Regions from separate parts of the Homo sapiens genome. Here regions 2 and 3 are each linked to region 1. A link is an interaction called in ENCODE POLR2A ChIA-PET data of the cell type or tissue named here. Cell type or tissue: HepG2. All regions are shown on one strand. Each heading gives the region's core, and the rest is flanking DNA. Links, peaks and the distances in the headings are about the cores only.

Region 1 (7,154 bases), core at 1,267-5,266:
TTGAACATTGTTTTTCCAGTCTGGACCTCAGAGTACTGGGAGTTCATTCCCCCTTCCCTTACAATTTCTTGAGCATGCCAAAATTCATCTTCCCTTTAGGGAGAACCCAGGTCCAAGCTGCTGGTAGGACAAGAATGGGAGCCTAGGGGAGCAAGTACAGAAGCCTTAAGGCAGCAGCTCGGTGTCTCAGTTCCTCTCATTTCTGCAGCTCCTTTCAGGAGCTGAGTAGTGCCCTGGCTGAGGGAGGGAGCGGTGATGGTGGGTGACCCCAACTGCTTCCCTTCCTTTCCCCAGGAGAGCATACCCAGCCCAGATCACCCCTAAGATGTGCCTACTAGAGTGGTGCCGGAGGGAGAAGTTGGCACAGCCTGTGTATGAAACGGTGAGTTCCTGGCTGTGGCCTGCCCTGCAGCCAGTCACAGCACTCCCATGGCTTACACCCTCAACTCTAGATTGCCAGGCTGGAGCCTGGCCTTGACCTCTGTAGGCATGGAGAAGCTGCTGGTGGCCAGGTCAGTTGCTGATAGCCCTCCCCTCTTACAGTGGCCTGTTGTCCAGTTCAGCCAGACATCTCTCTTTTTTTTTTTTTTGAAACAGAGTCTAATTTTTATTTTTTATTTTTTAGAAATGTGGTCTCAGCCGGGCACGGTGGCTCATGCCTGTAATCCCACAACTTTGGGAGGCCGAGGCAGGTGGAACACGAGGTCAGGAGTTCAAGACCAGCCTGGCTAAGATGGTGAAACCCCGTTTTCCTAAAAATACAAAAATTAGCTGGACATGGTGGTGGGCGCCTGTAATCCCAGCTACTTGGGAGGCTGAGGCAGAGAACTGCTTAAACCTGGAGGCAGAGGTTGCAGTTAGCTGAGATCATGCCACTGCACTCCAGCCTGTCTCAAAATAAATAAATAAATAAATAAATGGGGTCTTGCTTTGTTGTCCAGGCAGGCTGGTCTCAAACTCCTGTGCTCAAGTGGTCCTCCTTCCTCAGCCTCCCAAAGTGCTGGGATTATAGGTCATGAGCCTTTTTTAAAAATTTTATTTAATTATTTAATTATTTATTTATTTTTTGAGACGGAGTCTCGCTCTGTTGCCTAGGCTGCAGTGCAGTGGCATGATCTTGGCTCACTGCAACCTCCGCCTCCAGGTTCAAGTGATTCTCCTGTGTCAGCCTCCTGAGTAGCTGGGATTACAGGTGGGTACCACCACACCTGGCTAACTTTTTTGTATTTTCAGTAGGGATGGGGTTTCACCATCTTCACCAGGCTGGTCTCGAACTCCTGACCTCAGATGATCCCCCGACCTCGGCCTCCCAAAGTGCTAGGATTACAGGCGTGAGCCACCGCACTTGGCCCAGACATGTTTTTGGATCAAGCCTCAGCCAATGGGGCACAGAATTGAGCCCCAGATGTGGTGCCCCTGGGGTGGAAACCATGAGATAGGCTTGCTTCACTTCCTTTGGTCCTTGCAGCCATGCCTTCCTTAGGCTGCTCTGCCTCATCTGGACTGGTCTTCTGGCCTCAAGGCTTATACCTTCTGGGGGTTGTGTCTGTGTCCCCACTCCCCCCCACCCCCACCACAGTGACTTTTCCAGAACAAATCTAACTTCTGTCTCCTCAAGTCAGCAGCTCCCCAGTATCTGAAGGATCAAGCCAGCACCTCAGCATAGAGCCTGAGACCCTTCCATGTGCCTCGCTCCTTCCAGTTTCATCCCTGCAGCCCTTTGCTCCAGCCAAGTCACCTGGTCCCTCTGCCACGTGTGCCTTCTCTGCTCCTAGCTTGTCCCTTCTCACCCTTTTGGCATCTGGTGACTCCTCATTTTGGGGACCTGGCCTATCCAGATGTCAGCAGGAGGCTCCATAGTCATGTGCAGCTAAGGGCTCTGCTGCGCTTTGCTTAGGTCTGTGACAGCTCCAGACACTTGAGGTCATTGTGTATTTGTGCCTTTCTCCACTGGGCACTTTTGCTTGGGAGGAGCATGTGATACAGGCAGCCTTCATTTGACTTAGGTTGGAAACACTTCCTTTTATCTGCCTTTGATTTGACCCCAGCAGTTTGGCCTACAGGGCTCATTTCTCTGGCCATGTGATTCCTTTTCTCTTTGTATCAGGTTCAACGCCCTCTAGATCGCCTGTTCTCCTCTATTGTCACCGTTGCTGAACAAAAGTATCAGTCTACCTTGTGGTAAGTTTCCTTATCATAGGAGAGGAGGCTTGGGGTGGGGCGGAGAGTGGGCATTCTGCCCACACATCCAGCATTGTCCTAGGAGGGTTGGGTAGATGGTATATGTGGGCAGTGGCATCCCTGGATGGTGACCCCTTACTCAGTCTTGTCAGAATCTGCCAAGGATGTGTAGAGTCAGGCCTCATAGCCCTGCACCCTGCCCCTCACCTTATTGCCCTCTGTCTGCTCAGGGACAAGTCCAAGAAACTGGCGGAGCAGGCTGCAGCCATCGTCTGTCTGCGGAGCCAGGGCCTCCCTGAGGGTCGGCTGGGTGAGGAGAGCCCTTCCTTGCACAAGCGAAAGAGGGAGGCTCCTGACCAAGACCCTGGGGGCCCCAGAGCTCAGGAGCTAGCACAACCTGGGGATCTGTGCAAGAAGCCCTTTGTGGCCTTGGGAAGTGGTGAAGAAAGCCCCCTGGAAGGCTGGTGACTACTCTTCCTGCCTTAGTCACCCCTCCATGGGCCTGGTGCTAAGGTGGCTGTGGATGCCACAGCATGAACCAGATGCCGTTGAACAGTTTGCTGGTCTTGCCTGGCAGAAGTTAGATGTCCTGGCAGGGGCCATCAGCCTAGAGCATGGACCAGGGGCCGCCCAGGGGTGGATCCTGGCCCCTTTGGTGGATCTGAGTGACAGGGTCAAGTTCTCTTTGAAAACAGGAGCTTTTCAGGTGGTAACTCCCCAACCTGACATTGGTACTGTGCAATAAAGACACCCCCTACCCTCACCCACGGCTGGCTGCTTCAGCCTTGGGCATCTTCATAAATGGGCTTGTGTCCTGGCATGATTCTACTCCCACCCTCTGTGCAGAGCTTGAGCTTTCCAAAGTGGATCTCCTGCCCATCTCTGTGGGTCTGGTAGAGGTGGGGAATGGGGTATCACTGGACTTGGGCCAAGTTAGGAAGGCCCAAGAAGCCCATTCTACTGATGGTACACCTGACACACTGGGCATCAATTGTATGTCCTGATGAGAGGTGATATGGAATCTGGAAGAAAGACTAGGGTAACTGGTGCTGCAGTAAGGGACTAGTCCAGTGGGGTGGGGAGTGTTGGTCTGATCCCCAGAGTCTCCAAGCCTGACAGCTGCCTGGAGTCTCAGACCTGATGAGGTGCCTGCTTTGGACAGTGGGGCACTGGAGGCGGCTGATGACAGCAATTTGGGGCCCTTATGTTTGGCAGATCACACCACACAGTCCCTCCCGTCCCCCGCCTTCCTCATCCCACTTGGGGCGGAAGGAAGTGGCAGATTCTCTTTAATTTCCTCCTGGCAGTGAGAAGCAAACAAACGGCTACCGCATCTCATGGGGCCTCCCCCGCTTACTGGGAGGGGCGTTCTGACCAAAGGTCCCTGCCCTGTCCTGCCCCCGCTTCCTCAGCTGTAAACATGCTGCTTCTCCTCCCTTTTTCCAGGCTCCATTGGGGAGTGGGGAGGGGAGGAGTCCCCTCTGGGTCAAAGCTGTATTTCCCACATCTCCCCTGTGTCAGAGCTTTACTGTTTTGTGGCAACTTTAACACAGGGTCAGGCACCTGTGCCAGCCAGCAGCCTCTGGCCCTGCTGGCCTCTGAGTCTAGGGTTTGGTGGGTGAGGCCTCTGTCTCAGTTCCAGCACCGCCCCCCTCCCCCCTGCCACCCACGCTTGCTTTTCTGTGTGCAGATAAGGATACCGCACTACCCACTGCCTCCCAGAGCTCATTGCTGTTTGACCTTGGGCAACTCACTTCTAGTCCTCTCTGTCCTGAGGGCCCTCCTCTTAGAGGGGATCCGCTGTCCTCTGCCTGTGTGAGGCTGGCTGGAGGACAGTAGGCTGGCCCTTTGATAGGACTCTGCATGGTTAATGGGGTCATTCCATGCCAGGCTGCCCTAACTGACTTCCCAGACCAGTGCTCCCCGAGAAAGGGCTCCACTCAGGAGAAAGACTGAGGCTTGGTCCAGTCTCAGCCACCAAGCTTTAGGCACAATTTATTTCTGATTTTTCTTCTTTTTTTTTTTCATAGAGATAGAGTCTTGCTATGTTGGCCAGGTTGATCTTGAATGCTTGGCCTCAAGCAGTCCTCCCGCCTCACCCTCCCAAAGTGCTGGGATTACAGGCATGAGCTACTGCGCCTGGCCTATTTCTGATTTTTCGTACTAAAAACAATCTCAATCAAAATGCCTCCTTTGGCTGGGTATGGTGGCTCACACCTGTAATCCCAGCACTTTGGGAGGCCGAGGTGGGTAGATCACTTGAGCTTGGGAGTTCAAGACCAGCCTGCTGGGCAATGTGCCAAAACCCTGTCTACAAAAAAATATAAAAATTAGCCAGGTGTGGCCGGGTGCGGTGCCTTACGCCTGTAATCCCAGCACTTTGGGAGGCCGAGATGGGCGGATCACGAGGTCAGGAGATCAAGACCATCCTGGCTAACATGGTGAAACCCTGTCTCTACTAAAATTACAAAAAATTAGCTGGGCCTGTTGGCGGGCACCTGTAATCCCAGCTACTTGGGAGACTGAGGCAGGAGAATGGCATGAACCCGGGAGGCGGAGCTTGCAGTGAGCCAAGATCATGCCACTGCACTCCAGCCTGGGCGACAAAGTGAGACTCTGTCTCGAAAAAAAAAAAAAATTAGCCGGGTGTGGTGGCACGTGCCTATAGTCCTAGCTACTCAGGAGGCTGAGGTGGGTGGATCACTTGAGCCCAGGAGGTTGAAGCTGCAGTGAGCCATGATGGCACTACTGTGTTTCAGCCTGGGCAACAGAGCAAGACCCTGTCTCAAAAAAACAACAACAAAAAACAAAAATGCCCCCTTTGCCTTTTCTTATACTCCAACTGGAACTGGTCAGACAGAGGCTGCAGTGCTGCCCGCCCCCACCAAGTCACTGAGTCCTAAGACCTACCTCCCCAGTGGAACTGGGCTTTGATCTCAGGCCACTTCTCCCACCAGTATGGTTTCCCTGGGGGAAGCCCCTCCTCTGGCAGGGTCAGGTTCATTTCTGGGCTCTGGGGAAGGAGAGGCAGGGATTCAGGTCTGCTATTAAGATAGAGGCTGTAATGTGGGGGCTTTGAGGGCCCTGGGAAGCACTGGGGAGAGAATCCTTTACAGGGGAGGAAGGTGGGGTGGGTCTACTATATATTCTGTGACTGAGGATGTCTGGCAGAGATCCTGGTTGGATATGTTAATCCTCAAATGATCTCACTTTAGCATACCTCAGTGTTGCCTTTCCTGGTCTCAAAGTGACCTGCCCAAGGATGGGACTGACTGGGGGGTGGAGGGGGACAGTCAGGCCTGAAAGCTCTGCCCATTGTTCTCACCATGTCCACCTTAAACTGGGCCACTTAGACTCCCAAACCTCTCCCTGGGCTAGTAGCCACAACACTTATCCATCCATTCCAGCCAGCCTGATTGAGGATTTCCCCTTAGATCATCACATTTGGGGGACAAATGGTTTTGATATGAGCATGAGAGGAAGGGATGAGTAAGGCTGGAGAGGGTGGCAGGTCTCTCAAAGGCCACAGCAAGAAGACTGGGCTGTGTGCAAAGAATCTCTTCCACCCTCAGTTCTGGATACTTGGGTCCTTCCAGTTTACTCTGCTCAGAACTCTTCCATGGGTCTCTTAAGTCTGCTCTCTGGACCAAGTCCAAACTCCTCAGCCTGGCATTTGAGGACAAAGTGCTGACCCTGTCTTCTCAGCACCCTGTGCTGACTTCAGCAACTAACTTTCTGAGATTGTAGTTGGCTGGTCTTATCCTCTCCTCCCAGATTGGGAGCTGCTCAAGGGCAGTCCTTGTGTCCCCTGTGGCTACCTTGGCATGGGTCTGGGGAGCAGGCACAGAAGAATCAAACCAGAGCTTGGGATGAGGGGGATGTTTGGCATGGAGAGGAAGAACTTTTCTAAACTCTGAATTTCCTCAGAGGCTCCTGTTTTGCCTAATGGGGAACAAGGGACTGGGGCAGGCTAAACTGTACCATCCCATGGCTCAGAGGGCACTGAAGAACTTCAACAATGGGTGCTTGGGAACAGTCCTGTGGCAGCTGATGATAATGATGGCTTTCCCTAATTCCCAGTCTTGGGTGGCATTCATACAGGAGAGAGTGGTTGTACAGTGACCCACATAGCCCTTGTCCACCCTGGGGTTCCACCTACTGCACTGGTCCTGTGGGCCTCCTGGTTTCACAGGGCTCTCAGAGGGCTGAAGGTGGGTCCAGATGACCTGCAGGAGCTTTGGAACTGCCTGAAGAAGAGCTCATGGGGGTACATACTGGCCCTAGCTGGGGCAAAGGGCTGAAAGAGTATGTACATATCGGTGTATGTGTGTGGTCAGGCCCCTTCACAGGCTGCAGAGTTCCCAGCCGTTGCTGACTTTCTTACACACATGGTGACTCTCTTCCTGCAGTTGGTGCCCATCCCTGTCCCAGCCCTCACCATTCCTTGGTGAGATCAGAAACCCTCCCTACAATGTAATCTGTTCTAAGTGTTCTCCAGGTGCTCAGTGGCTGGGAAGACAGATGCATAGCTGAGCATTTGATGAGTGGTTGAATTTTTCAAGCCATCTACAGCTTCTCTGTGGTCCCTTCCCAGTGGAGGGGCTGACCAGCCCAGGGTCTCCCTCCTGCCTGCTGTCTGGTCTGACTATGGCTGATCCCATGATTTAGGTGAAGTCATGTCTGGAGGGACTTCAGATGAGCTGGCCAAGCCTCTGGGACCTTATACTGTATCAGGATCCTGTTACATGTGGTACAAATAGGTGGGCCAGCAACCTGCCTGAGGCAGAGGGCTCTAGAGCTGATGTGGCATTTGGGCCCCAAGTTCCACACTCAGGCCCTCAAGGTTGGAGATTTGCAGGCAGGACAGGTTATTGGGAAGGATAGTCCACCCGTCTAATGCCAGTTGTTCCCTCTCCTTGACCACATTATCTTCTCCCTCTGACTTCATTCACCCCTGTCCCAGTTGAATCTAG
Region 2 (7,154 bases), core at 1,813-5,812, 92 kb before region 1:
GCTAGCTTCCAGCAGCTCCTCGTCATTTCCTGTTGAAAAAATCCTGGTGCAGGGGAAATAGATCTCAAAACTGCATCTGGGGCCGGATGCGGTGGCTTACCCCTATAATCCTAACACTTTGGGAGGCTGAGGCGGGCAGGTTGCTTGAGTCTAGGAGTTTGAGACAAGCTTGGCCAACACAGTGAAACCCCATCTCTACTAAAAATACAAAAATTAGCTGGGCAGGGTGGTGTGTGCCTGTAATCCCAGCTACTGAAGAGGCTGAGGCAGGAGAATCACTTGAACCTCGGAGGCGGAGGTTGCAGTGAGCCGAGTGCATTGCACTCCAGCCTGGGCAACAGAGCAAGACTCCGTCTCAAAACAAACAAAAACTGCATCTGGGTCAGCGCAGTGGCTCATGTCTGTAATCCCAGCACTTTGGGAAGCCAAGGCAAGCAGATTGCTTGAGTCCAGGAGTTTGAGACCAGCCTAGGCAACATGGTGAAATCCTGTCTTTACTAAAAATACAAAGTATTAGCCAGGCGTGGTGGTGCGCACCGGAGGTCCCAGCTACTCCAGAGGCTGAGGTAGGAGAATCACTTGAGGCCAGGAAGTTGAGGCTGCAGTGAGCTGAGATCGTGTCACTGCACTCCAGCCTGGGCAATGGGAGTGAGACCCTGTCAAAAAAAAAAAAAAAACAACGCTGGGGATGGTGGCTCACGCCTGTATTCCCAGCACTTTGGGAGGCCAAGTTGGGTGGATCGCCCGAGGTCAGGAGTTCGAGAGCAGCCTGGCCAACATAGTGAAACCCCGTCTGTACTAAAAATACAAAAAAAATTAGCTGGTCCTGGTGGCAGGTGCCTGTAATCCCAGCTACTCGGGAGGCTGAGGCAGGAGAATCACTTGAACCTGGGAGGCAGAGGTTCTAGTGAGCTGAGATCGCGCCACTGCACTCCAGCCTGGGCAACAAGAGGAAATTCCGTCTCAAAACAAAACAAAAAAAACCCTGAATCTGGGTAGCATCTGAACTTCCTGGGCCAGTTGCTGCTGAGAAAGGCCAATGACACAGACCGAATCTAAATTATCTTCCCTCTGCGTCTGTGTCTGTCTCTTGTTTTTCCACCTGGGCTCCCTGATAAGTGGGCATCCCCTTCTGGGCACCTCAAGAAGGGCCTTGGCCTCTGGCGACCACTTCCCCTTGTTGGTTGCTGTCTGCTCCTCCTCATGCCTGGGGGTTAATGGCCAAGTGTGACCCAGCTGCTTCTAGCTTTGGTTCTCTCAGGAAGGGCAGAGAAAGGTCATGTTTATTTTGGTCTCCCATAAATCTCCCCGGCCTGCCCAGAAGGTCTTTATTTAAGTGACTTGGAACAACATGAAGAATGGCAACTTTGCTAATAGTTTAAGAAAAGTGCAGAAGCATTGCATGTGCACCTGTTTCCTATATTATTATTATTATTATTATTATTATTATTATCATTATTATTTTAGCTTAGTTTTGTTTTGTTGTTTTTGGGTTTGTTTTGTTTTGTGTTTTTTTTTTGTTTTGTGTGCTACTCTGTCACCCAGGCTGGAGTGCAGTGGCGTGATCTCGGCTCACTGCAACCTTTGCTTCCTGGGTTCAAGTGATTTTCCTGCCTCAGTCTCCCAAGTAGCTGGGACCACAGGCGCGTGACACCACAGCCGGCTAATGTTTTGCGTCTTTAGTAGAGATGGGGTTTCACCGTGCTAGCCAGGATGGTCTCGATCTTCTGACCTTGTGATCCGCCCGCCTCGGCCTCCCAAAGTGCTGGGATTACAGGTGTGAACCACCGCTCTCAGCCTATTATTTTAAATTGTTTTGCTGGGCATAGTGGCACACGCCTGTAATCCCAGCACTTTGGGAGGGCAAGGTGGGTGGATCACTTGAGTCTGGCAGTTTGAGACCAGCCTGGGCAACATGGTGAAACCTCGTATCTACAAAAAATACAAAAATTAGCTGGACATGGTGGTGCGCGCCTATGGTCCCAGCTACTCAGGAAACAGAGTGGGGAGGATCACTTGAGCCCAGGGGGTTGAGGCTGCAGTGAGGCATGATTGTGCCACTGCACTCCAGCGGTGACAGAGACCCTGTCTCAGGAAAAATAAAAAAAGTATTATTTTAATGGGCAGCCCCCAGAACTGGAAGAGGTTCAGAGGACTCCCTATTTCCTACATTAGACATGTGAAAAGGACAGGGCATGAAGTTACAATTAATTTTTTAAATGTTATCAAAATAATACATAAGCACAGTTTAAAATGTTTGCTTATGGTTGGCTAGGTAAATCAAAGTTACCCTACTCCATCTGGGCACAGTGGCTTACTCCTGTAATCCTAGCACTTTGGGAGGCCAAGGTGGGAGGATTGCTTTAGTCCAGGAGTTCGAGACCAGCCTGGGCAACATAGGGAGATCCCTGTCTCTATAAAAAAATTTAAAAATCCTCCTTCTAAGTGAAGTAATGAAAAAAAGAAAGCTGGCCGGATGCAGTGGCTCTAGCTTGTAATCCCAACACTTTGGGAGCCCGAGGCAGGTGGATCACAAGGTCAGGAGTTCGAGACCAGCCTGGCCAATATGGTGAAACTCCTTCTCTACTGAAAAAAGAAAAATCAGCTGGGCATGGTGGTGCATGCCTGTAGTCCCAGCTGTTCAGGACGCTGAGGCTGGAGAATCGCTTGAAATCGGGAGGCTGAGGTTGCAGTGAGCCGAGATCACGCCACTGCATTCCCGCCTGGGCGACGGAGCAAGACTCCATCTCAAAAAACAAAAAGCCAGGCCCGGTGGCTCACACCTATAATCCCCCAGCACTTTGGGAGGCCGAGGCTGGTGAATCACCTGAGGTCAGGAGTTCGAGAGCAGCCTTACCAACAAGGTGAAACCCCATCTCTACTAAAAATACAAAAATTAGCTGGGCATGGTGGCGGGCGCCTCTAGTCCCAGCTGCTCGGGAGGCTGAGACAGGAGAATTGCTTGAACCCGGGAGGCAGAGCTTGCAGTGAGCCGAGATTGTGCCACTGCACTCCAGCCTGGGTGACAGACCAAGACTCTGTCTCGAAGAAAAAAAAAATCCAGAAAGCTAAAATAAAAATAAATTAGCTGAGTGTGGTGGTGCACGCCTATAGTCCCAGCTACTTGAGAGGCTGAAGCAGAAGCTTCATTTGAGCCCAAGAGTTCAAAGCTGCAGTGAGCTATGATTGCGCCACTGTACTCCAGCCTGGGTGACAAAGTGAGACTCTGCCTCAAAAGTAAATAAATAAATAAATAAATAAATAAATAAATAAATAAAAAGAGATGAGCTACTCAGAGGGAACACGGAATAGGGTCCACCTCCTGCCACCGGATCCACCACTGTTTTCATCCAGTGCTGAGCCCAATCACCTGGGTCACCTCGGGCTCCTGTCAACAGTCTTTCCTTAAACAACTGGTGGCTGAAATGAAGGATCCCCCACCAACCACCAGCACTGGGAGACGATGCCACCAGTCCCCATTGCAGAGAAGGAAACTCAGGTCTGTTTCTATGTCCAAAACATTTATTTCAGGAAATATTTGTGCCTGCACAACAGGGGAACTTTGTGGGGTGTCTGTGGCTTGCTACAGTGACATCTGGCAGGACTAACTGGGTCATCAGAGCCACAGAATAAGGACTGGGAAGGTGGCCACAACTGCAAGGACTGGGGCCATGTGGGGGGAGGACTCTGAGACTGACCACTTGGCTGGTAACTTGGCTGTCCAGTGTATGGGAATCTCAGTGAGTTCCTGGCCTGAAGTCAGACTCTGTCTCTGACGCAGACGTGAGAGGTCGGAGTGGCAGGAACTGCTCAGCTGCTCATCCGGGAACTTGTCCTCCAAGGGGCTTTGCCATTTGTTTTCTTCCTGTACCTAGAGGTGGCAGTCGGTGCTCAGCTTCCACAGCTCTCCTTGATACACTTGCTCAGACCCCTCGGCTACTCTCTTGCCCAGCCCAGAGTACCTTTTCCACTTGTCTGAAGACCCGCAGCAGGTTTCCACGAAGGACACCCTGAAGCTCTTCCTCACTCCAGCCACGACTCAGCAACTCCTCTATCAGGACCGGGTATGTGGACACGTCTTCCAGCCCCTGAGGGAATCTGTGTGGCCACCAGCTAGTGGGTTTCAGACCTGATTCCCTGATCATGACTCAGAACCACAGTCCAGGGTCTATGAAACCCCAGCCCTGGTCAGGTATGGGAAGTGGAGACTTGGAGAGAGTAGGTAATTCTCCTCTGCTCTTTATCCTTCAGAAGGAGGCCTCAAAACCTCCTTGAATATTTATCAAAACTTATTGAATCATACTATTAAGATCTATGCCTTTTACTGAATGCAAATGATCCCCCCTACCAACCAGAGTTAAAAAGAAGAAAATGGCCAGGTATGGTGGCTCACACCTGTAATCCCAGCACTTTGGGAGGCCAAGGTGGGCGGATCACTTGAGGTCAGGAGTTTGAGACCAGCCTGGCCAACATGGTGAAACCCAATCTCTACTAAAAAGACAAAAAAGAAAGAAAGAAAGAAAGGAAAGAAAGGAAAGAAAGAAAGAAAGAAAGGAAAAATAAATTAGCTGGGCATCATGGCGCACACCTGTAATCCCAGCTACTTGGGAAGCTGAGGCAGGAGAATCGCTGGAACTCAGGAAGCAGAGGTTGCAGTGAGCCGAGATTGTGCCACTGCACTCCAGGCTGGGCAACAGAGTGAGCCTCTGTCTCAAAAAAAAAAAAAAGAAAAGAAAAAAAGAAGAAAAGGCCCAGTGAGGTGGCTTAGGCCTGTAATCCCACACTTTAGGAGGCCAAGGCAGGAGAATCACTTGAGTCCAGGAGTTCAAGACCAGCCTGGGCAACACGAGACCCCATCTCTGCCAAAAATAAAATTATCTGGGCATGATGACACATGCCTGTAGCCCCAGCTACTTGCAGGCTGAGATGGCAGGATTGCTTGAGCCCAGAAAGTCAAGGCTGCAGTGAGCCAAGATTGCGCCACTGCACCCCAGTCTGGCCAACAGAGCAAGACCCTGAGAAGAAGAAGAAGAAGAAAAGGAAGAAAGAAGGAGGAGGAGGAGACAAAGAAGAAGGAGGACGAGGAAGAAAAGGAGAAGGAGAAGGAGAGGAAGAGCTTCTTCAGAAAACAGTGGTTGCAAACACAGCCACTGTGCACAGGGCTCACACCAGACCTTGCTGATGGTCTGCTCAGGGAGAGTGAGTCTCCTGGGCTTGGGGGTACGTGCAGTGCTGGGCAGATGAGCTCTGTCTGGTGGTTTGGCCAAGTATAATGTCCTAGAGTGGGGTCACTGGGATGAAGACAAACAGGAGAGCCCAGAGAACTGATCCCGGGAGTGTGGTCAAGGCCTAAAGGACGTGATGGCTATGGTGACCGTGAAGGCCCCACTGCTGTACAGCTAGCCCAAGACAAGCCACAGGGAAGGCACTCACTTGCCGGCCCCATCATAATCTCCACCAATCCCGATGAACTTGGATCCAATGACAGCCTTGATGTGGTCGAAGTGATCTGGGGAGGGGGAAGGTGGACAGTCAGCTGCGTAGGGCTTCCAGGGCAGGGGTGCCACTGGGGCTGGATGGCACTGAGTCTCCTTCTTGCAGCCTGTGGGCCAGGCAGGCTAATTCCTTTATGGCCTGCCACATAGCTTGGCAACCTGAGAACCCTGAGGTTTGACCTGAATGGATTCAGCTGGTTCTGGCCTGGATTTCAGGTTTGGAGTGGATCCACAGAGCCACTTGTCTGGGCCATTTCCCACCTAGGATTAAACCTGCCTCTAGTCTCTTTGAGAACCTGGTAGGAACTCTTTTCTATGGTTGTGGGAGATGACGGAGGGACAAAGAGTACAACTGACAAAGACCCCAGAGACCTAAGGGGCCTTCCCCTTCTAGTCTCTTGGCCAGAGGCCGAGGAAGGGTGCTTTGGGGATCCCCTGCAGAGGCGCAGATAGTTAGCACTCAGGTTCTATGTGTGGCTTCCTCCCTTATACCCATCAGGACCGCAGCACTGACTCTGTGGCTGCAGCTCCATGTGACCAATGTGCTGTGTACTGTCCATCACTGCATTTTTTTCAGTGAAACCACTGGGACAGTCCTGGGGCCCTCCCAAGTCTTCAGGTGCAAATCAGAACTGTTCAGAGAGCCCGGGAGAGGGAGTTACCTGCCACAGTGGACACATTGGCTGATGGGTTGCACTGTATTACTCCCATGGACAAAGACACCATCACGACGCCACCGTTCTTCTTCTGCAGGGGCGGGCAAGTGGACACTTAGCCTGGCCCCTCAGCAAACTGCATTCCTGCCCTGCCACCCTCTGGATCCCTGGAGAGGGTGTTCAGCTCTGACTTCAGGAGTCAGCAGAAACTTCACCTCTCTGGTTTTGTATGAAGGGAGGAGTCTAGGCCCTGGTCTGGCATAGGTGTCTTGGCACTTGCTTTGAGGAGTAGAGGAATATACATATTTACCATCTAGAACCCCCGACTCCTGGATGTGGACTGTGGGGTTGTGGGGCAAAAGATGTTCAGCCTGAAGTTGGAAGAAGTGGAGGGAGCAGGGCCTCAGGTTTGAGGGCTCCTGTTTTTTGTTTTTGTTTTCCATGGCAGGGTCCTACTCTGTCACCCAGGCTGGAGTGCTGTGGCGTGATCTTGGCTCACTGCAACCTCCGCCTCCCAGGTTCCAGAGATTCTCCTGCCTCAGCCTCCCAAGTAGCTGGGATTACAGGAATATGCCATCACACCCGGCTAATTTTTGTATTTTTAGTAGAGACGGGGTTTCCCCATGTTGGCCAGGCTGGTCTTGAACTCCTGACCTCAAGTGATCAGCCCACCTCAGCCTCCCAAAGTGCTGGGATTACAGGTGTGAGCCACCATGCCTGGCCGAAGGGCTCCTGGTTTGAACCTCTTGCTTTAGGTTCCTGGGCTGGGCAGTTTCTCACCAGAAGCTGCAGGATGTCATCAGGAACATTCCGAGCACTGTTGCACACACCCCGGGCAGCCGAGTGGGAGAAGATCACAGGTGCCTGTGACACTTCCAGGGCCCGCCGTGCCACAGCATCTGAGACATGGGATAAGTCTACCATCATGCCCAGGCGGTTCATTTCTGCCACCACCTTCTGCAGGGACATGTTGGGAGAAGGGTATCAGGGGTGCACATGTGTA
Region 3 (7,154 bases), core at 1,392-5,391, 180 kb after region 1:
TTATTTATTTATTTATTTTTTTGAGACAGAGTCTTGCTCTGTCGCCCAGGCTGGAGTGCAGTGGTGTGATCTCAGCTCACTACAACCTCCGTGTCACAGGTTCAAGCGATTCTCCTGCCTCAGCCTCCTGAGTAGCTGGGATTACAGTCGCCTCCCACGACACCCGGCTGATTTTGTATCTTTAGTAGAGATGGGGTTTCGCCATGTTTGTCAGGCTGGTCTCAAACTCCTCACTCAGGTGACCTGCCAGCCTCAGCCTCCCAAAGTGCTGGGATTAACAGGCGTGAGCCACTGCACCTGGGCAATTTTTGTATTTTTAGTAGAGACAGGGTTTCACCATATTGGCCAGGCTGGTTTCAAACTCCTGACCTCAAGTGATCCTCCCACCTCAGCCTCCCTAAGTGCTGGGATTACAGGTGATCTGTGCTTTATCAACCTGCTTTGTTACTTTTCGGTCTCTCCTATCCATCTGACCAAACCTGGGCATGAGAAGGGAGTATGACTCAGGACATGATGCACTGTTGGGACACACCAAGCTCAGTGTCCCCTCCGGGTCACTGGCTCAATATCCTCTCACAACAGGCTGGTTTACAACAAAACATCCAGGGCCACCCAGTTTCCTGATGGTGTGGATGTACGTGTCCCTGGCTTTGGGAAGACCTTCTCACTGGAGTTCCTGGACCCCAGCAAAAGCAGCGTGGGTATGTAGCCCTTACTCAAGGCCTCCGGGAGCTGGGATGGGGTTTCTGCCGGACTGGAGCTGGAGCTGGAGGAACTCTGCTGGTTTGTAGGGACAGCCTGTGAGCTGTCTCTGATCAGCGTGGGCACAGAGCCCTGTAGCATTCTTCCAAGGACCTGCTAGCTGTCACAGTCTCCATGCTGGGCATAGTGTAGGTGGCCGGCACTAGCTGTATCTTTTCTTATCCTCTGTATTTCTGTCTACAGGTTCCTATTTCCACACCATGGTGGAGAGCCTTGTGGGCTGGGGCTACACACGGGGTGAGGATGTCCGAGGGGCTCCCTATGACTGGCGCCGAGCCCCAAGTAAGCAGGCACTCTCATTCCCTCCCTGACGTCTCGGGAGGTAGGGGTGAGGTGATCATGGGCACCACAGACCTTGGGCTCTCCCCTTGTCCTTGGCTGTCTCCTGTCCCTGGGCCTCTGGCATCCAGTCTAGTGGTCACAGCCACCACCTTTGGTCAGTCTTATCCTGTCCTCCATTTCCCACCCTGGGACCTCTGGGCCTGTGAGCCCTGGGGAGAAATATAAGGCTTCCTCCCTTCATGGAAGGCGGGGGGACCCAGACCGCTCTGTTTGAATGTGAGCACCCTCCCCTCCCCCTCTCGTCTTGTGTCTGGCCTGAGAAAAGCTCAGTGGTTCCGGCTCCAGGACCCTTCCCACCTGACCCCTGCCTGGCTCTGGCCTGCAGATGAAAACGGGCCCTACTTCCTGGCCCTCCGCGAGATGATCGAGGAGATGTACCAGCTGTATGGGGGCCCCGTGGTGCTGGTTGCCCACAGTATGGGCAACATGTACACGCTCTACTTTCTGCAGCGGCAGCCGCAGGCCTGGAAGGACAAGTATATCCGGGCCTTCGTGTCACTGGGTGCGCCCTGGGGGGGCGTGGCCAAGACCCTGCGCGTCCTGGCTTCAGGTAAGACCCTACCTGGCCCAGCGTGGGGGGCTGTTGCCAGGAATTCTGCCCTCTCTTCCCTTCCTAAGTGTCCTCCTGGGCCAGCATGCCTCGTGTCTGTCCCACGGTGTGTGGGGTCTATGCAAATCTACCCCTAAAAGTCCAAAGAAGAAAGAGGCTGACAAATCTAGTTTCTCAGAGAAAAGCATTTAATAGGGACATACGAATAGAAGCCACATCTGTGTCTCAGGTGGGGGCAAGACAAGATGGTGGATCCCCACACTATTAGCCCCCAGACCCAGAGCTTATATTCTGTAGGGAAAGGGCGACTCCGATGCGATGTGTTGAACATTGAAGGATGATAACACAGAGGCTGTTTTGATTTATGGTTAAGTACGTGCACAAGAAACAGTAGATAAAGTGGAAATCTCAGTGGCCTTCCTGGATCTGGGGTTAATCAGAAGCCAACATGGTGGATTAGTATCCAAAATGGAGTTGCTTTGGTCTCCACAATGACTATTCTCTTGGGTCAGCCCTGTTTTTTTTTTAATTTTTATTTTTTGAGACAGAGTCTGGTTCTGTCACCCAGACTGGAATGCAGTGGTGCAATCTTGTCTCACTGCAACCTCTGCCTCCCGGGTTCAAGCGATTCTGCCTCAGCCTCCTGAGTAGCTGGGATTACAGGTGCCCGCCACCATGCCTGGCTAAGTTTTGTGTTTTAGTAGAGATGAGGTTTCATCATGTTGGCCAGGCTGGTCTTGAACTCCTGACCTCAGATGTTCCACTCGCTTCGGCCTCCCAAAGTGCTGGGATTACAAGTGTGAGCCACTGTGCCTGGCCATCCCTCCCTCTTACCCCATCCTTACTTCTTCATCCCCACCTTCACCGCAGAGGAGGAAGGCTAGAGCATTTTTTTTTTTTTTTTGGAGGCAGGGTCTTTCTCACTCTGCCATCCAGGTTGGAGTGCAGTAGCGTGATTTTGGTTCATGCAACCTCCACCTTCCAGGTTCAAGTGATTCTCCTGCCTCAGCCTCCCGGGTAACTGGGACTACAGGCGCGTACCACCACACCCGGCTAATTTTTGTATTTTTAGTAGAGACTGGGTTTCACTATGTTGGCCGGGCTAGTCTCTAACTCCTGACCTCAAGTCAGGAGGATCTGCCTGCCTCAGCCTCCCAAAGTGCTGGGATTACAAGCATGAACCACCGCACCCGGCCAGATTTTTTTGTATTTTTAGTAGAGATGGGGTTTCACCATTTTGGTCAGGCTGGTCTTGAACTCCTGACCTCAAATGATCTGCCCACCTTGACCTCCCAAAGTTCTGGGATTACAAGGATGAGCCACTGCACCTGGCCTCTAGACTACAGTTTTTTATTTATGAGTTGCGCCTCCATCTGTGGGCAGCACGGAGCCTCTGTAGGCAACACAGGGAGGAAGCAGGTGCAGATCTGGCTGGGCCTGCTTGCCTGGCAATTGGGAAAGCCACCCCTTTTATGGCTCCTCCCCCGTCTTTTCATGACTGTTGCAGCTCACCAGCTGCAGCTGTAGAGTAGAGCTTCTTCCTCTAGAAGGGAGCTTTCCTCCCTCTGCTAGGACTTGGGGGAGGCTTATGGACCCTCACTTTGGGAGCTATGAGCCAGGGCTGTGCCAAGCATCTCATGAGCTCAAGTGCCTGCCACTGCTTGACCTGCTTGGTCTACTGGCATTGTGATTGGGTCAGGCCCAGTGACTCTGAGTTGGCTGGAAGACACTCAGATTTAGTGAGGACTCATTATAGCCACCACTTCGGTCTAGCCTGGGCCTGGAGGGACGGATGTGGGCATACCCTGAGTTTAGACAGGTAGCCCCGGCCCCTTTCAGAGTTTCTCTGTGAGTCCCCTTAGAGCTTTGTTTCAAAGGCTGGGAAGCTGTTCTGTCCTGCCTTGGCAGTCCAGGACTGGGTGTGTGGTGCGGGGAGGTGGAAGTCCGTGCACCCCTAGGGGCTTTCCTTGCCTCAGGGGTCCCCCAGCCAGGCCACAGCAGGCAGAGCTGAGGCCCTACAGTCAGTCTGAGAGGCCTCCCTGCTTTCAGATACAGGGTGGGGTGATGGGTGACCATGGATCCTGAACAGGCCAGAGGCCCCTGTTCCCAAGTTGCAGCTTTTACTTCCTGGAGGCCTCCCTGACTGCCGGGTGTTTGTGTTGTTCACATTCCTGTGTATAGGGACTCCGCCTCCATCTGCAGCCTCCCCTCGTGCCCTGTCTCCAGCACGCCTGGCTGCCCAGGTCAGCGCACATGCAAGTGGGTGGAATGAGGCCACGGCTGGCTGAACGCTGGTCTGAGCTTAGGAAAAGAAAAACTGGTACACAGTTCAGTGTCATAAAAGGGAAAGCAGAACATGTCATCTCCGAGTTGCCAACCTGCTGACTCACTTTAGACTAGGTCAGTGCCCACAGGCCTGATCAGCACTTGGAGGATGGTAGAGTTTACAGGCAAGGAAGCATCATAAATCACCCTGTGGGTATGTGCCGCCTTACTCCCTGGTGAGGAAAGCAAAAAAAACAAAACATAGCTTGGATGTGTGGTTCCCAGATGTAGCAAAAATAAAGAGAAACAATAAAAGCCAAGGCAAGCAAACTGGGCAACATAGCAAGACCCCATCTGTATAAAAAGTGGAAACATTTTTAGCCCAGGCGTGGTGGGACGTGCTTGTAGTTCCAGCTATGCAGGAGGCTGACATAGGAGGATCACTTGAACCCAGGAGGTGGAGGTTGTAGTGAGCCAAGACTGTACCACTGCACTCCAGCCTGGGTGACAGAATGAGACCCTACTTCAAAAAAAAAAAAAAGGAAAAATTTGCCAGGCATGAGGCATGGTGGCGCATACCTGTAGTCCCAGCTACTCCAAAGGCTGAGGCGGGAGGATTGGTTGAGCCTGAGAGGTTGAGGCTGCTGTGAGCCGTGATCATGCCATTATACTCCAGCCTGGGCAACAGAGTGAGACCCTGTCTCAAAAAGAAAAAAAAAGAGCCAAGGCAGGGATGGGAGTCACAGTGATTACAATGATGATAACCGGGTAGAGATGCGGGACTGTGGACTGGGCCCCTGGCTGGGGTCTGGCAGGGGCCTGGTGGTGAACATGCTGCCCAACCAGCTGGCATTCCTAAGCACAGACTGACCAGAGCCTTCTCCCTGCAGGAGACAACAACCGGATCCCAGTCATCGGGCCCCTGAAGATCCGGGAGCAGCAGCGGTCAGCTGTCTCCACCAGCTGGCTGCTGCCCTACAACTACACATGGTCACCTGAGAAGGTGTTCGTGCAGACACCCACAATCAACTACACACTGCGGGACTACCGCAAGTTCTTCCAGGACATCGGCTTTGAAGATGGCTGGCTCATGCGGCAGGACACAGAAGGGCTGGTGGAAGCCACGATGCCACCTGGCGTGCAGCTGCACTGCCTCTATGGTACTGGCGTCCCCACACCAGACTCCTTCTACTATGAGAGCTTCCCTGACCGTGACCCTAAAATCTGCTTTGGTGACGGCGATGGTACTGTGAACTTGAAGAGTGCCCTGCAGTGCCAGGCCTGGCAGAGCCGCCAGGAGCACCAAGTGTTGCTGCAGGAGCTGCCAGGCAGCGAGCACATCGAGATGCTGGCCAACGCCACCACCCTGGCCTATCTGAAACGTGTGCTCCTTGGGCCCTGACTCCTGTGCCACAGGACTCCTGTGGCTCGGCCGTGGACCTGCTGTTGGCCTCTGGGGCTGTCATGGCCCACGCGTTTTGCAAAGTTTGTGACTCACCATTCAAGGCCCCGAGTCTTGGACTGTGAAGCATCTGCCATGGGGAAGTGCTGTTTGTTATCCTTTCTCTGTGGCAGTGAAGAAGGAAGAAATGAGAGTCTAGACTCAAGGGACACTGGATGGCAAGAATGCTGCTGATGGTGGAACTGCTGTGACCTTAGGACTGGCTCCACAGGGTGGACTGGCTGGGCCCTGGTCCCAGTCCCTGCCTGGGGCCATGTGTCCCCCCTATTCCTGTGGGCTTTTCATACTTGCCTACTGGGCCCTGGCCCCGCAGCCTTCCTATGAGGGATGTTACTGGGCTGTGGTCCTGTACCCAGAGGTCCCAGGGATCGGCTCCTGGCCCCTCGGGTGACCCTTCCCACACACCAGCCACAGATAGGCCTGCCACTGGTCATGGGTAGCTAGAGCTGCTGGCTTCCCTGTGGCTTAGCTGGTGGCCAGCCTGACTGGCTTCCTGGGCGAGCCTAGTAGCTCCTGCAGGCAGGGGCAGTTTGTTGCGTTCTTCGTGGTTCCCAGGCCCTGGGACATCTCACTCCACTCCTACCTCCCTTACCACCAGGAGCATTCAAGCTCTGGATTGGGCAGCAGATGTGCCCCCAGTCCCGCAGGCTGTGTTCCAGGGGCCCTGATTTCCTCGGATGTGCTATTGGCCCCAGGACTGAAGCTGCCTCCCTTCACCCTGGGACTGTGGTTCCAAGGATGAGAGCAGGGGTTGGAGCCATGGCCTTCTGGGAACCTATGGAGAAAGGGAATCCAAGGAAGCAGCCAAGGCTGCTCGCAGCTTCCCTGAGCTGCACCTCTTGCTAACCCCACCATCACACTGCCACCCTGCCCTAGGGTCTCACTAGTACCAAGTGGGTCAGCACAGGGCTGAGGATGGGGCTCCTATCCACCCTGGCCAGCACCCAGCTTAGTGCTGGGACTAGCCCAGAAACTTGAATGGGACCCTGAGAGAGCCAGGGGTCCCCTGAGGCCCCCCTAGGGGCTTTCTGTCTGCCCCAGGGTGCTCCATGGATCTCCCTGTGGCAGCAGGCATGGAGAGTCAGGGCTGCCTTCATGGCAGTAGGCTCTAAGTGGGTGACTGGCCACAGGCCGAGAAAAGGGTACAGCCTCTAGGTGGGGTTCCCAAAGACGCCTTCACGCTGGACTGAGCTGCTCTCCCACAGGGTTTCTGTGCAGCTGGATTTTCTCTGTTGCATACATGCCTGGCATCTGTCTCCCCTTGTTCCTGAGTGGCCCCACATGGGGCTCTGAGCAGGCTGTATCTGGATTCTGGCAATAAAAGTACTCTGGATGCTGTAAGGTGCCCTGGCCTACATTCTGCTCTGAGCATGAGGGGAGGGAGGTGGTGGAGGTACAAGGTGGCTACAGAGGCAGGAAATTAGGGGCTGGGCCTTTACAGGAGCCTTGACAGGTTGTCTCAGCATCAAAGCATGGTTCCTGTGCCCTTCTGTGGACCTCATCCTCCTGTCCTCTCTCCTGGAATCCAGTTCCCTTCCTGGGACTAAGAACCAGAACCTGAAACATTCCTGTGGAAATGGGGTCCTGTCCTCCCCCTGCTCCTGCCTGGTCAGCAGGCCCCACATGCCACCCAGGAGCTGGGAGCAAGGACAGTCCTGCAGGTCACCCTGGCTACACCCTCCTTCCCAGCCTCTGTCCTCCCTCAGCTTGCAAGTGTCAGCATCCTTTGAACCTAGAGTTCTTTTTAGGATGCCACCCTTCTTTGCATCTTCA

The links. Peaks named below come from ENCODE experiments on the same cell type or tissue, not always from the same donor. Only the 100,000 strongest peaks of a DNase experiment are listed, where the experiment ranks them.
Region 2: POLR2A ChIA-PET joins it to region 1 with 5 read pairs; 14 of 35 experiments call an interaction of 5 or more read pairs at or near these places.
Region 3: POLR2A ChIA-PET joins it to region 1 with 13 read pairs; 16 of 35 experiments call an interaction of 5 or more read pairs at or near these places.

The regions. Positions count from the first base shown.
Region 1 is chr16:68,076,338-68,083,491 of GRCh38, forward strand. It overlaps DUS2 (dihydrouridine synthase 2), which reads left to right. Exons shown (of 17, transcript NM_017803.5): 15 at 295-382; 16 at 2,108-2,181; 17 at 2,412-2,983. The coding sequence ends at 2,649. Among named protein-coding and RNA genes, the nearest start is that of NFATC3, 5.5 kb to the right of the region's middle. In HepG2, for the core only: no CTCF peak of the experiment used is centred there; DNase peaks (open chromatin) are centred at 3,584 and 3,834; H3K4me3 peaks cover 948 bases.
Region 2 is chr16:67,983,890-67,991,043 of GRCh38, forward strand. It overlaps DPEP2 (dipeptidase 2), which reads right to left. Exons shown (of 11, transcript NM_022355.4): 7 at 6,932-7,108; 8 at 6,158-6,242; 9 at 5,434-5,509; 10 at 3,963-4,098; 11 at 3,505-3,871. The coding sequence ends at 3,617. Among named protein-coding and RNA genes, the nearest start is that of DPEP3, 7.0 kb to the left of the region's middle. RefSeq lists silencers at 815-914, 1,037-1,331 and enhancers at 6,158-6,207, 6,248-6,307. In HepG2, for the core only: a CTCF peak has its summit at 3,876; a DNase peak (open chromatin) is centred at 3,812; H3K4me3 peaks cover 976 bases; H3K27me3 peaks cover 318 bases.
Region 3 is chr16:68,254,337-68,261,490 of GRCh38, forward strand. PLA2G15 (phospholipase A2 group XV) reads left to right here. Exons shown (of 6, transcript NM_012320.4): 3 at 583-701; 4 at 946-1,044; 5 at 1,430-1,654; 6 at 4,810-6,722. The coding sequence ends at 5,321. Among named protein-coding and RNA genes, the nearest start is that of SLC7A6, 6.6 kb to the right of the region's middle. In HepG2, for the core only: no CTCF peak of the experiment used is centred there; a DNase peak (open chromatin) is centred at 3,805.